Linked DNA regions of Mus musculus: region 1 is linked to region 2. A link is a loop called in an ENCODE intact Hi-C map of the cell type or tissue named here. Cell type or tissue: gastrocnemius. All regions are shown on one strand. Each heading gives the region's core, and the rest is flanking DNA. Links, peaks and the distances in the headings are about the cores only.

Region 1 (7,067 bases), core at 709-5,708, 68 kb before region 2:
ACCAGAATGATTCTCAGATTTGAAAATGCTCTAGGTATAGAAGTCTGGCTACACTGCAACTGGGTTTCAATTCAATGTATAGTCCTAGCATAAGATGCCCAAATCCCTGGTGTGTGTGTGTGTGTGTGTGTGTGTGTGTGTGTGTGTGTGTGTGTTTATGTGTGTGGATGTATGTGGATGTGTGTGGATGTGTATATATATATGTGTTTATGTATGTGTATGTATGTGTATGTGTATGTATGTGTGTGTATGTGTGTGTGGTGTGTGTATCTGTTTGCGTGTGTGTGTATTTATGTGTGTGGATGTTTGTATGTGTGTGGATGTTTGTATGTGTGTGTATATGTGTATGTGTGTATGTATGTGTGTATGTATGTGTGTGGATGTGTGTATATATGTGTTTATGTATGTGTATGTATGTGTATGTGTGTGGATGTGTGTGTGTGGATATGTGTATCTGTTTGTGTGTGTGTTTATGTGTGTGGATGTTTGCGTGTGTGTGTGTGTATGTATGTGTATGTGTGTGTGTGGTGTGTGTGTGTTTGTGTGTGTGGTGTGTGTATGTGTGTATCTGTTTGTGTGTATGTGTGTTTATGTGTGTGGATGTTTGTATGTGTGTGTATATGTGTATGTGTGTGTATGTGTGTGTATGTGTGTGTATGTATGTGTGTGTATGTGTGTGGTGTGTGTGTGTGTGTGTGTGTGTGTGTGTGTGTGTGTGTTTGTGTGTGAATATATACTCACCATGTGCATGCAGATGTACAAGGAAGCCAGAGAAGGATGTTCGATCCCCCGGAACTGGAGTTAAAGGTGCTCAGAACTATGTGATGAAGTTGCTAGGACAAAGCTTGCAAGTTGAGACTTAACATGTGGTTCATGAAGGGTGGCCAAACACCCCCATGATGGTGGGTTCTCAGGGGGAACATACTCCGTCGTTGTTCCTATCAGAACAAACCATTGGAGTGTTTAAGTGTTTCTTGGTTTATCCTCTCTTTTACCCCCCAGGGTGGGAATTAAGCCCAATGCCTTGCTAATAGCACACCTCACACTGACCTACACGCCAGCCCTTTGTCAGCATTTGGAATCACTTCAAAGTTGTGTAATTGTTGGCAAACTTCAATACAATGGGCTCTCCTCTAGACTAATTAAAAAGGAGTCTCGGGGTGGAGTCTGGCATGATTAAAGCTCCCCTTGGTTCCACAAGCAGCAGGTGTCACCTGGGCAGTGATATCAATCTATTAGGAAATATTAATGAATACTTCCAAGGTCTTGGGCCTCATACTCTGTGGACAATCCCAGAATCCATTGCATTTGAGACAGGAGTTAAGTTGCCCATAGGTAGTAAGGATGGGTCCATGATGGGTTGTGAGCTAGTCACAGCGCACTTATGGCCCCTCCCCAAATGAAAGAGCAACTCTCTGATTGGGCCACAGGAGCATAAATAGGTCACGTGGACTCCTTACTGTCTGGACTCACCATGTGCTCAAAATGAACAGTCTTAATAAGATTGTCTCAGTCTGTATCTAACTCCCAGCTTACATATCTACCATATGTACACACACACACACACACACACACACACACACACACACATTCAGGGGCTGAAGAGATGGCTCAATGGTTAAGAGCACTGTCTGCTGCTTTTCCAGAAGTCCTGGGTTCAACCCCCACCCCCAACATGGCATCTCATAACTATCTGTAAATCCCAATCCCAAGGGACCTGATGTCCTCTTCTGGCCTCCAAGGGTGTGCACAGATGAGTCTGTATGGGCTCGAGCTTGCCAGGTAAGGGTTTGGCAGAAGGAAGTGAACTTTAAATAGAGAACAGTGTTCACGATCTCATTCCTGGTTGAGCAAAAGTTTCTAGACAGCGTGGAGGTATAAAAAGAATTGATAGCCAGGTGGTGGTGCACACCTTTAATCCCAGTACTCTGAGGCAGAGGTGGGTGGATCTCTCTGAGTTTGAGGCCAGCAAGGGCTACATAGTGAGACCATCTCAAAAAAAGGGAGTATAAAAAGAGACTGAATCTCTTACCCATGTGTCAAATAAGATAGAGCAAACCATGAGTCTAAGCAATCATGAATTTTAGATACAAAGCAGAGTTTTTCTGAGTAGCCCTGACTGTCTTAGAACTTGCCCTGTAGACCAGGGCAGCCTTGAACTCACAGACACCCACATGTCTCTGCCTCCTGAGTGCTGGCATTAAAGGTACATGCTGGGCTGGTGAGATGGCTCAGCAGGTAAGAACACTGACTGCTCTTCCAAAGGTCCTGAGTTCGAGTTCCAGCAACCACATGGTGGCTCACAACCATCCGTAATGAGATCTGACGCCCTCTTCTGGTGTGTCTGAAGACAGCAACAGTGTACTTACATATAATAAATAAATAAATCTTAAAGGTATGTGCTAACACCACCCAGCTATTGACACTATTTTTAAATTGGGAGGTTTTTTTTTACATAAAATTCCAAGCTTCTAGGGTGATATACTGTGTTACATACTGGAGGCCCTTGGTTCAGCCCTCGGTACTGACAGGGAGAAGGAAGCATGTGGTCTTCAGACCCCAGACAACTCACCAGCTGTGTAGCCTCATGCCTCAGTTTACCATCCATCTACACAAGGGGTGTTGAATGACGGTGCAAAGCTTGGAAATGTTGATTTGTTTTGTTTTGTCTGAGGGGTGGTTGTGGAGAGTGTTGTAGTTTTGAGACAGACATAGCCCAGGCTAGCCTTGAATTCACTATGTAATCAGGGATGACTTTGAGGTTCTAATCCTCCTGCCTCCACCTCCAAGTGCTGAGATTAAAGGCATGTAACCAACACCCTCTACCTCTGAGCTGTTACAGGATTTTTGTGTTTTGACGCGCTCACCAACAGTACCTCAGAATGACCACTAGAGGGACTAAAGCCAAAGGAATTGGCAAGCTCTGCGGCCGATTCCTACTGCCATTTTTTTTTTAATATTTATTTATTATTATATGTAAGTACACTGTAGCTGTCTTCAGACGCACCAGAAGAGGGCGTCCGATCTCTTTACAGATGGTTGTGAGACACCATGTGGTTGCTGCGATTTGAACTCAGGACCTTCAGAAGAGCAGTCGGGCTCTTAACCTCTGAGCCATCTCTCCAGTCCCCAACTGCCATTTTTTTAATCCTCATTCCCCCTCCTTTTTTCTTTAAATATATACATATGAAAGAAATATATATATGGAAGAAATATATAAGCCTAGCACTCAGGAGCTGAGGCAAGAGGTGTTGTCATGAGGTCAGGGAAAGCCTGGGCTACAGTCTAAGTCTCTGTCTAGAGAATAAAGAAAAGAAAAAGAAAAAGAAAAAGAAGAAAAAGAAAAGTGCTGTGAGATGGTTCAGCCAGCAAAGGAGCTTGCAGCCAAGTCTGATAACAGATATTTTTTTTTTTTTTTTTTTTGCTTAACAAGACAGGGTTTCCTCTGTGTAGCTCTGGCTGTCCTGGTATTTGCTTTGTAGACCAGGATGGCTTCCAATTCACAGAGATCTGCCTGACTCTAACTCTGGGTGCTAGAATTAAAGACACACCACCATGCCCAGCCTCTGATAACAGACTGTGGAGCAGGGGTGGCTTCATGACTTGTTTGTTTCTCTGTGAGCATGTGTGAGTCCTGGTGAATGCTTGTGATGTCAAAGGACAGCTTGCACCAGCCAGTTCCCTCCCTCCGCTTTGTGGGGTCCAGGGTTAGAACACTGGTGGGTCTCAGGCTTGCCAGCCCACTTAGCCACAATCTAGAGACATTAGAGAGGAGGGTACCCCTGTTCAGAAATGCCTCCATAAGACTGGGCTATAGGCAAGCCTGTAGGAGCATTTTCTTTTTCTTTCTTTCTTTTTTTTTTTTTTTTTTTAAGATTTATTTATTATTATACGTAAGTACACTGTAGCTGACTTCAGATGCACCAGAAGAGGGTGACAACTATCATTATGGGTGGTTGTGAGCCACCATGTGGTTGCTGGGATTTGAACTCAGGACCTTTGATAGAACAGTCAGTGTTCTTACCCGCTGAGTCATCTCACCAGCCCCAGGAGCATTTTCTTAGTGATTGATCTGAGTAGGCTTAGCCCACTGCGGGTGAGGCCACCCTTGGGCAGGTGCTCCTGGATTCTTTTTTTGTTTTGTTTTGTTTTTCAAGACAGAGTTTCTCTGTGTAGCCCTGGCTGTCCTGGAACTCACGGTGCCCACAAGGCTGACCTCAAACTCAGAGATCCACCTGCCTCCTGCTTCCCTAGTGCTGGGATTAAAGATGTGCGCCACCACTGCCCGATTCTCACACGCTCATTTTTTTTTTAATTATTTAAAACTTGAGACATGCTGGGCGTGGTGGCACACGCCTTTAATCCCAGCACTCAGGAGGCAGAGGCAGGCGGATTTCTGAATTCGAGGCCAGCCTGGTCTACAGAGTGAGTTCCAGGACAGCCAGGGCTACACAGAGAAACCCTGCCTCGAAAAACCAAAACCAAAACCAAAACCAAACCAAACCAAAACAAAACAAAACTTGAGACAGTCTTTTTTGTTTTTGTTTTTGTTTTTGTTTTGTTTTGTTTGTTTTGTTTCAGTGCCAATGTATATCCTATAAGAGAATGGGTTCCTAATTAAGTCAGTTTAGAAGCAGGTTCTGGTGTTACACATTTTTTATAAAAAAATAAATTTTACAGAGTGAAATACACATACACACACACACACACACACACACACGTACACACAAAATGGAGACAGAGTCTCACTATATCCCTGGATGGCTTGGAACTCATTATGTAGACGAGGTTGGCCTCAAGCTGGCTGTGTAGCCTGTGATGGCCTAGAACTTTTGATCTTGCCCCCACCTCCCACGTGTGACTGTTACAAGCTTTCACCACCCTGTCCAGCTCTTTTCCTGGTTTTGGGAATATATACATTTTCAGATGACCCCTAAGGATCCTCTAGAAGGTTCTCACCCTTCCTAATGCCGCAACTCTTTAAGACAGTTCCTCATGCTGTGGTGACCCCGACCATAAAATTATTTCCCTTGCTACTTCATAACTGCAGTTTTGCTACTGTTATGAATCATAATGTAAATATCTATGTTTTCTGATGGTCTCAGGTGACCCCTGTGAAAGGGTCATTTTGCAACCTACAAGTTGAGAACCACTGTATTAGAAACAGTGTTCGTTGGAATCTGTTGTAACTTTTCACTTCGTATTTTACTAATAATTATATCATTAACGTAATGAATTATATAATTATAAACTCTTTTAGTTTGGCTAGGGATTTATTGATCTTGTTCTTTCAAGGAGCCAATTTTCTGTTTGACTGATTATATCTTAGTCTCCTTTAATTTCTTCCATGATTTTTTTATTTATTTTTATTTTATTTTATGTACAGTAGTGTTTTGCCTGCGTGCGTGTCTGTATGAAGGTGTCAGATCTCCTGGAACAGGAGTTACAGACAGTTGTAAGCTATGGTAGGTGCCGGGAACGGAACCCAGCTAATCAAGAACAGCCAAGGCTTTTCGCTGCTGAGCCCCAACTCCAGCCCTTCTCCATGATTTTATCTCTTGCCACCCTCTTGTGTGGGGTAGCCACCAGAGAAGACTCCTCATGCTTGAGTTTAAACTAAAAGCAAGACTTAATTAGGCAGCTGGCGACTATACTAGGTGTGCAGGATCGCAGTATTCCTGAGCCTTCCTCAGGGAGAGCTTTTCAATACAAAACCCATATCCTGGGTTGTTGGCACACTTCAGTTAGCAAGAACAATTGGCCAGAAAGGAGCTACAAAAGTCTAAAAGCAAGGTTAGTTCAGAGAGACTTGCCCAGAACTATGAACTTTGATGGATTAGGTCTTTCTTTTTCTTTCTTTCTTTTTTTAAGATTTATTTAATGTATACCAGTACACCATTGCTCTCTTCAGACACAGAAGAGGGCATCAGACCCTATTAGAGATGGTTATGAGCCACCATGTGGTTGCTGGGATTTGAACTCGGGACCTCTAGAAGAGCAGTTGGTGCTCTTAACCTCTGAGCCATCTCTCCAGCAGGAGATGCTTGGCAGGTGGTGCTGTCTATATGCTGAGTTTCATGGCCTGAGTGGTACTTCCATCATGGAGTCAAATTGTGCTAAGGTCTGGGGGCCCATTTCCTGCTCTCTGTTCATCAGTCTGTCCTGTTCTTGATGTCTAAGACATCAAGATTTCAAGCCTGCTGGGACTACATAGTGATAGGCCCCCAACTGGTGATGCAGGTGGTTGCAAACTGCCCCTATGAGCGATGAGGACCGAACTCAGGTCTCAGCAAGAGCCGTACATGTTCTTAGAAGGATTAGGTTATTGATCTGAGATTGCTGGGTATACAATATCAGCACTCACAGGCAGAAACTTTCCTTGGCTGGCAGTGGTGGCGTATGTACACCTTTAATTCCATCACTCAGGAGGCAGAGGCAGGTGGATCTCTGGGAGTTCAAGGCCAGCCTGGTCTACAGAGCGAGTTCCAGGACAGTTATGGGTACACAAAGAAACCCAGTCTTGAAGAAACAACAACAAACAAACCAATCCACAAATCAAATTAGATAAAACTACAGAAAATAATGAGAAGAAAAAATATATTCCAAAATCCATTCGACTTTGGTAGTGTTCATCTGTAATCCCAAAGCTTGGAAGGCTAAGGCAAGAGGTCAGCCTGGGCTACACAGTAACTCTATTAGGGAATGGAGTGGGGGAGGGGAGAAGGAGGCCGGAGGGGGTAGTAGTGGGAAGAGCTTCTTTCTCGTTTTTCCAATATTAAAATCTGTCCGTCAAGAGGGCAGTAATGGTCACAACTGGGCAGCAGTTGCAATTCCTTTCACTTCTCACCCAAAAGGTAGGTGCTGCGTGCAGGCCGGGCAGGGTAGTCATTTTCTGTGGGTGGTTAGGGCGTGTTGTGTAATACTGGACTGCACTTATTCCAGAGGCCTTTTGTCTGTGTACCCACTAGCCCTAGGAGCCTTAGGGCAATGTGGGCCAGACAAGTGTTTACTGGAGCCTCAGCCTGTGGCCCGACCTAGGCAGGGATCACCGAAGCGCCAGAGGGCAA
Region 2 (7,067 bases), core at 1,258-6,257:
CTCCTAAGTTCTCTTCTTAATTAGCAAAGTACCTAATTACTGAAGGCATAGAGCAGGTGAACAATGGCTGACATGCAACTATTTCAGTTTTCCTTATCTGTAAATTAAGGATAAAAACTCACAGGATCGGTGTGGATAAAATGAAATAATGCTGGGACATAGTAAAAGCTCAATAAATGTATCGTGGCTGGCTGCTCTTCCAGTGAACCTGGATTTCAAGTCTCAGTCCCCACATAACAGCTAACAACCATCTCTATGTAACTCCAGTCCCAAGATGTGTTGTGCCCACATAATCATGCAGACTAATACCCATATGTACTGGCTAGTTTTGTGTCAACTTGACACAGCTGGAGTTATCACAGAGAAAGGACCTTCAGTTGAGGAAATGCCTCCATGAGATCCAACTGTAAGGCATTTTCTCAATTAGTGATCAAGGGGGAAAGGCCCCTTGTGGGTGGGACCATCTCTGGGCTGGTAGTCTTGGTTCTATAAGAGAGCAGGCTGAGCAAGCCAGGGGAGGCAAGCCAGTAAAGAACACCCCTCCATGGCCTCTGCATCAGCTCCTGCTTTCTGACCTGCTTGAGTTCCAGTCCTGACTTCCTTTGGTGATGAACAGCTGTATGGAAGTGTAAGCTGAATAAAAAACCCTTTCCTCCCCAACTTGCTTCTTGGTCATGATGTTTGTGCAGGAATAGAAACCCTGACTAAGACACCATATAATATCCATCTTAAATGTATACATTTTATTTATTTATTTATTTATTTATTTTTGATTTTTCGAGACAGGGTTTCTCTGTATAGCCCTGGCTGTCCTGGAACTCACTTTGTAGACCAGGCTGGCCTCGAACTCAGAAATCCACCTGCCTCTGCCTCCCGAGTGCTGGGATTAAAGGCGTGCGCCACCACGCCTGGCTTAAATGTATACATTTTAATATACATTTAAAAAACTGCATTGGTGGCAGAGGCAGGCAGATCTCCTTGAGTTAGAGGGCAACCTGGTCTACAGAGCAATTTACAGGCCAGTCAGGGCTACAAAGAAACCCTGTCTTGGTAAACAACAAAAAGCATTTGCTCTATGGAACGAGAAATCCTAACCGAGGCCAAGCTCCTGCTCATCTTACCGTAAAGTTTAGACAAAATGTTTCCTCTATGTCATCTTCTGGATAGTCCAGCAATTGCTGCATGCTTCTGCAAACAGAACAGAACAAAACCAAACCGAGTGCGTCTTTACAGTAAAACGTATGTTCTTACTGACAGCTCTGCTCATGAGTCAGCACACACTGGGCTGTCCTGAACCCGTTAGCACAGACAAGGAAGCCACGGCTGTCTCCAGCAGGCAAGCCTCGTGTGCAGTCCTCTCCTCTCAGCCTCAAGCCCTCCTCGGCACTTTCCAACCACTGACCTCCCGACGGCTGGCATCAGCTCTTTCAGATCATCCAGGGACGGCTTCCTTTTCAGCAGTTTCTTATATAAAGCCAAAGGGAAATGGAGGTCCACAATGGTAAAATTATAAATTGCTAATCCACAGATAACACCGATCAAGTGGAACAAATCACTGTCTTCAAATGTCTAAAACACAGAGAAGAAAAAAGTGAAAGACTTGTCTTGCAAGCTAAACCTTGATTTTTTTAGTACAAAAACTTATTTTCTACAGTAGAAAAAAAAATCGACTACACAGAAAAATCAACCAATGAGAAAGAAGCTCACTCCTATTGCCATCTCCACAGCATGAACATCATTTGGCACAGTCCCAGGCAATGCACTTTCTTTTTAGAAACTTGTCTATTAGCGGCGAGTGGGATTACTTAACTTAAATCCTTAGCGCTGGAAATTAAAGGCATGCTCCATCACTCTCAGCCTTGAATTTAAAAACAAAAAACAACACCAAAAATTTACTGTTTTAAGGATTGTGGCTTTTGGGAGGCAGAGGCAGGAGGATCTCTGTTAGTTCAAGGCCAGTATGGTATATATAGCCAGTTCCAGAACTATCAAGATTACAGACACATATATAGTTTCATAACTGACTTTTCCCCCCAGAAACAAAAGCACCTCCGTGTCGTTAAATACTAAATGTGGGCTGTTAGGCTGTGTATTATGGACATGGCCCTGAGTCTGACACCCAGGATGGGTGGGAATGAGATGATGGCTGACAGACAACAAAAGCAAAATAACCTTTAAAGAAAATCTGATGGGTTTGGGGGGTGGGGGGGACTAGGAAAGGGGATAACATTTGAAATGTAAATAAAGAAAATATCCAATAAGAAAAATCTAAATAAAAAAAAGAAAAGAAAATTTGTTCTTGGTGTGTGTATATGTGTGCATATACATGTGCAAGACAACCCTGGGTATCATCAAGAAAGCTAGCCACCTCCTTTGAAATTCGGCCTTTCACTGGCCTGGAGCTCAGCAATGAGTCTAGACTGTCTGGCCAGTGCCCGGAGATCTGCTTGGACTCTGCCTTCCCAGCAGGGGGTTACACATACATACCTCCTTGCCTAGCTTTCTGTTGTGTTTTTTTCCTGAGGCAAGGCCTGGCCTAAAACTGAATTTTAGATGTAGCCTAAGCTGTCCTGAGACTCAACTCTCAAGTGCTAGGATTACAGGTGTGAGTCACAGTAGCCTGACTATGCCACGATTTTTTTGGTGGGAGGGGGGAATAAAGATTTATTTTATGAATATGGGTGTTATGTCTGCATATAGATCTACTCACCAGAAGAGGGCACTGGATCCCATGGGACTACGACAGTTGTGAGTGGCCATGTGGGAATTGAACTCAGGACCTCAGGAATAGCAGCCAGTATTACTTAACCCTTGAGCCATCTTTCCATAGCCCTTATGCCAAGCTTTTCAAGTGGATGGATGTTGGGGATCAAATTCAAGTCTTTATGCTTCTAAGACATTTGCTTTATTCCAAATGAGCTATAAACACAACCCTTAAAACAGTAATTTTTTTTCAACCGAGGCTGAGAGAGCTAGACCATGCCTTTAATTCCAGCGCTCAGGAAGAAGCAGGGGACCTGTGAGCTGGAGTCCAGTCTGGTTTACACAGGGAGCTCCAGGTTACTTAGAGGTACATAGTGAGACCAAGTCTCAAGCCTAACAAAGGAAAACAAAACCCGACAACATACATTCAAGTTATGGTGGCTCACCCATGATCCTGGCAACTAGGGAGGCTAAACTAAGAGAATCAGGAACTCGGCAGGGGTGGTGGCACACACTGGCAGAAGCAGGGGATCTCTGTGAGTTTAAGTCCATTCTGGTCTACATAGAGTTCCAGAATAGCCAGGGCTACATAGAGAGACCCCATTTCAAAAATAAAGAAAAATAAAACAAGAAAACACAAAAGCAGTTGTAAATAAGGAAGGAGAGAATGACAGCAAGCGGGGCGTCTTCCAATGTGTCTTTTTCTGTAAGTCTGATTTACAATTATGCAAACATTTTATACTTATAAAATTAAATTATACTAAAATAACAAATCCAAAAATCCCTTAACTTAAACATGTACACATTGATAAACTAACTATAATAATCAAATTAATAGAGTTCAACTATTTCAAATGACAGCAAACATCATTAGTTTTATCTCTACTCACTATAACTTAAAGATGAAATAAATTACGCAATAACTTAAAGTGTATTTACTTTCATGTACATCATAATATTGGTGCTATTGTTTGGCTGTATTTTAAAGTCTTGACCATTTTGGAGAACTGCATAGTGCTGAGGATGCTTGACAAGAGCCCAGGCAAGAACACCTGACGCCCTCAATAGACAGGACAATGTGGATGGGCATTAGTAAAGAGAACTGCAACAGATAGAAAACACAAGACCAAGACCTAGGCTGCGGCCACTGGAGGGCGCCAGCGAACACTGGGACAGGCCCATGAGCTGGATGCCTAACAATAAGGCTGAGCTATTTCTCTCTCTATCCAAGCACCCAAGACAGTATAATTCCAGTGCAGTAGTTTGTTGCCCTTAGGAATTACCCTAAGTACTGAACATCAATAGCTGCTATCCCGATACAAGACAGCCTTCAAAAAGACTAAATGTACATATAAAGAAATCTTATATATTTATAACATAGGCGACTCAGAAATTTTTTTACAAAATAGAATCCAAACATTTTCTGTAAAGGACCAGCTGGTAACATCTTAGTCTTAACTGAACACGGGGTCCTAGTAACTATCAGCTGTCTCCCATGCACACGTGTCAAAGCAGTAGTATCCAACAGGTGGCTTCCTGGATCCAAATATGTGCTGGGAAGGAAGATCTGGCTCACTGCTACCGTCTACTGGCCCTGAATCTGAATTACAAGCGGTCAGTGATCTCTAATGCTAAGTTCTCTCCAGAAGAGAGGCTAAGACAGTAATCACCATGAAATTTTCCACACACTCAGAAGGAAAATTATTTTAAAGCTGACTGTTCTTCAATTTATTTTAATTTGAAATGTGTAAAACACAAGACTGTGTTTTGACAATGTCTAAAAGTTCCTAATTTCAAGCTGTAATAAAACAGACCTCTGTCTGACTAGAATATGTTAGAAACAAAGATCTAAAGAGATAATTGTGGTAGACGGGCATATTACCTTATCTGAAAACCAAATGAGCCTGGAATCTTCATAATATCGAAACATGCCGTATTTAGGATCCAACAATTCCCTCATGATAAGCAAGAAAAATTCTTTGCGAACACCTCCTGCATCAACAGCATCTTCTCCAACAAATATAACCTAAAACAGGGTGATGTGAACACTGAATAGACCATGAAGAACCAAAAGATTACATCTCAGAGACCTGTGAACGAGCTATTCACTGCTAATGAATCTCAGCAACCTATAATTTCAAAAGTTAAAGATATAATTTATATGACTCAGTGGCCAGAAGCACTTGTTGCTCTTGCAGATGACCCAGGTTTGGTTCCCAGCGCCCACTTACAATTACACAGGATCTAACCCTCTCTCTGGCTTGTACATACTGTACATACACATAAGCAAAACAGAGAATGAAGTAAATCTGTAATTAAAAAAAACAAACAAACCACAAAGTGTTTCAAATACACACGTACACACACACACCCTAGAACAGCTTTTACAGAGAAGTCCCAATTTATGTGGAGTGCTTGCTTACCTTGAGTGGCTTTTTATAATCTATATTCTTGGTTTTCCTGAGGACTTCCATCGCATCTCCTACAATATTCTCTCTGCGAACAACTAGAATTAAGCAAGGATTCACAGACTCGATCACTGGGAGAAAAAGAGAGGAGACATTCTGCCTGTGGGCCTGGTCAATGGCCATCTAGAAAACAAACAAACACAAATCAGACTTTTATTTTACTTTTAGGCAGTCTTATTTAACCTAACTGTGCTGTGAAGCTGAGTGTGGAGGTCTGAATGTGAATAAGCCCCATAAGCTCATGTATTGAGTACTGAGTTCCCGGTGGTGGGCTACTCAGGAAGGATTATGAGGTGTGGTCTTGTTGGAGGACGCATGTCATGGAACATGAGCTTTGAGGTCTCAAAAGCCCACATCAGGCCCAGCCACTTCTGCCTGCAGATTAGGATACAAAACTCTGGAGCAATTGCTCCCGTGCCACTGCTGTCTTTCTGCCGTGGTGACTCACCCTCTACAACTGTAACCAAGTCCCCAATTAAACGCTTTCCCTTGGAAGTTTCCGATTGCTAGACGAGGGCTGGGATCACATGCAAGCATCACCATACCTAGTTAATTTATTTATAACTAACATAAAGTCATGAGTTTCACTGTGATATCACACATATATAAAATAAGTGTGCGTATATGTATATACATACATATATATATATATATATATGTATGTATCCCTCCCCATAAAACATCCCAGCCCCACCACCAATATATATGACCTATGACCAACCTCAAGGTAATTTCCTGTCCCTGCCTGCCTGCCTGCCTGCCTGCCTGCCTGCCTTCCTTCCTTCCTTCCTTCCTTCCTTCCTTCCTTCCTTTTCTGAGCTAGGGCCTCTGTAGTCCGGGCTGTTTTAGACCTTGCTATATAGACCAGGCTGGCCTCTGAACTCACAGAGCTGAGATTAATCATGTGTGTCACCATGCCAGGCTCAGAGCAATTTCAAACTCTTTTCATTTAAGTGATGAATTGCCTCTGCTCCCACATTGAACTTTTTATCTCACCTCTAGTTCCTGCCATCTTTTCTCACATATGTAATTAAAGGGCAGAGTGGAGCCAGGCTTCTGAAACAATCTAACCTGTAATAGTGAACCTGATTAAATTGTTTGGAAAGATGGACTTATTATATATAACAAAGGGGGTTCATCATTTTTGAAGGTTTAACATGAATAAAGGCTGCTACTCTATTTTTATGACAGCTCCTTGTTAACTAAGCAGCTTTCATGTTTGTATGTTTCATGTAGCAATTCTCACAGCTCCACGAGGCATTATTATGCAAATGACAGTCTACAATGGCGTCCCCACATTAGTATTATCACCAGTGTTTCAAATACTTAAAAAACAAAAACAAAAAACCAAAACCCAGCAGCACAGAGACAGTTTTTTACAACATCCCTAAATCAAAGGACCATTGCACAGCACTTACCTGCATCTGCAAGACTGCATCTGTCTGGAGCAGAGTAGTTTTTGCCTGGGCATCAAATACAAATGGATATGTACAAATTGTCACCGGGATATCTGCCAACTGGAAATAAAGAAATGAACTGGTGTGTGGGTGCTGTCACTTTTGGTAAAGATGATTATCACACTCTTGTTCATTCACAGGTATGGTTAGAAATTTTCAAGAACATTCATTTTTGACTACAGGATTTTCATTCAGCTTGCTAGTGAACTCAAGGCTTTGAGAATGTTAGGCAAGTTAGGTATCGAAGGGTCATGGCATTAGATAAGATGTGACCACTGAGCCGAGCGTGGTGGCACACGCCTTTAATCCAAGCACTTGGGAGGCAGAGGCAGGCGGATTTCTGAGTTTGAGGCCAGCCTGGTCTACAGTGAGTTCCAGGACAGACAGGGCTATACAGAGAAACCTTGTCTTGAAAAAAAAAACAAACAAACAAAAAAAG

The links. A loop is a pair of places that touch in the nucleus more often than their neighbours do. Peaks named below come from ENCODE experiments on the same cell type or tissue, not always from the same donor. Only the 100,000 strongest peaks of a DNase experiment are listed, where the experiment ranks them.
Region 1: a loop joins it to region 2, with 7 times the contacts of the local background. A loop is called at or near these places in 20 of 42 quality-filtered maps.

What each region holds. Positions count from the first base shown.
Region 1 is chr10:63,373,516-63,380,582 of GRCm38, reverse strand. No RefSeq gene overlaps it. Among named protein-coding and RNA genes, the nearest start is that of Dnajc12, 9.5 kb to the left of the region's middle. In gastrocnemius, for the core only: a CTCF peak has its summit at 2,899; a DNase peak (open chromatin) is centred at 2,925.
Region 2 is chr10:63,305,969-63,313,035 of GRCm38, reverse strand. Herc4 (hect domain and RLD 4) reads right to left here. Exons shown (of 25, transcript NM_026101.4): 17 at 6,590-6,688; 18 at 5,127-5,294; 19 at 4,586-4,729; 20 at 1,403-1,569; 21 at 1,122-1,188. Among named protein-coding and RNA genes, the nearest start is that of Sirt1, 30 kb to the left of the region's middle. In gastrocnemius, for the core only: CTCF peaks have their summits at 2,726 (motif pointing right), 3,838 (motif pointing right) and 4,298 (motif pointing left); DNase peaks (open chromatin) are centred at 3,853 and 4,270; H3K27ac peaks cover 445 bases.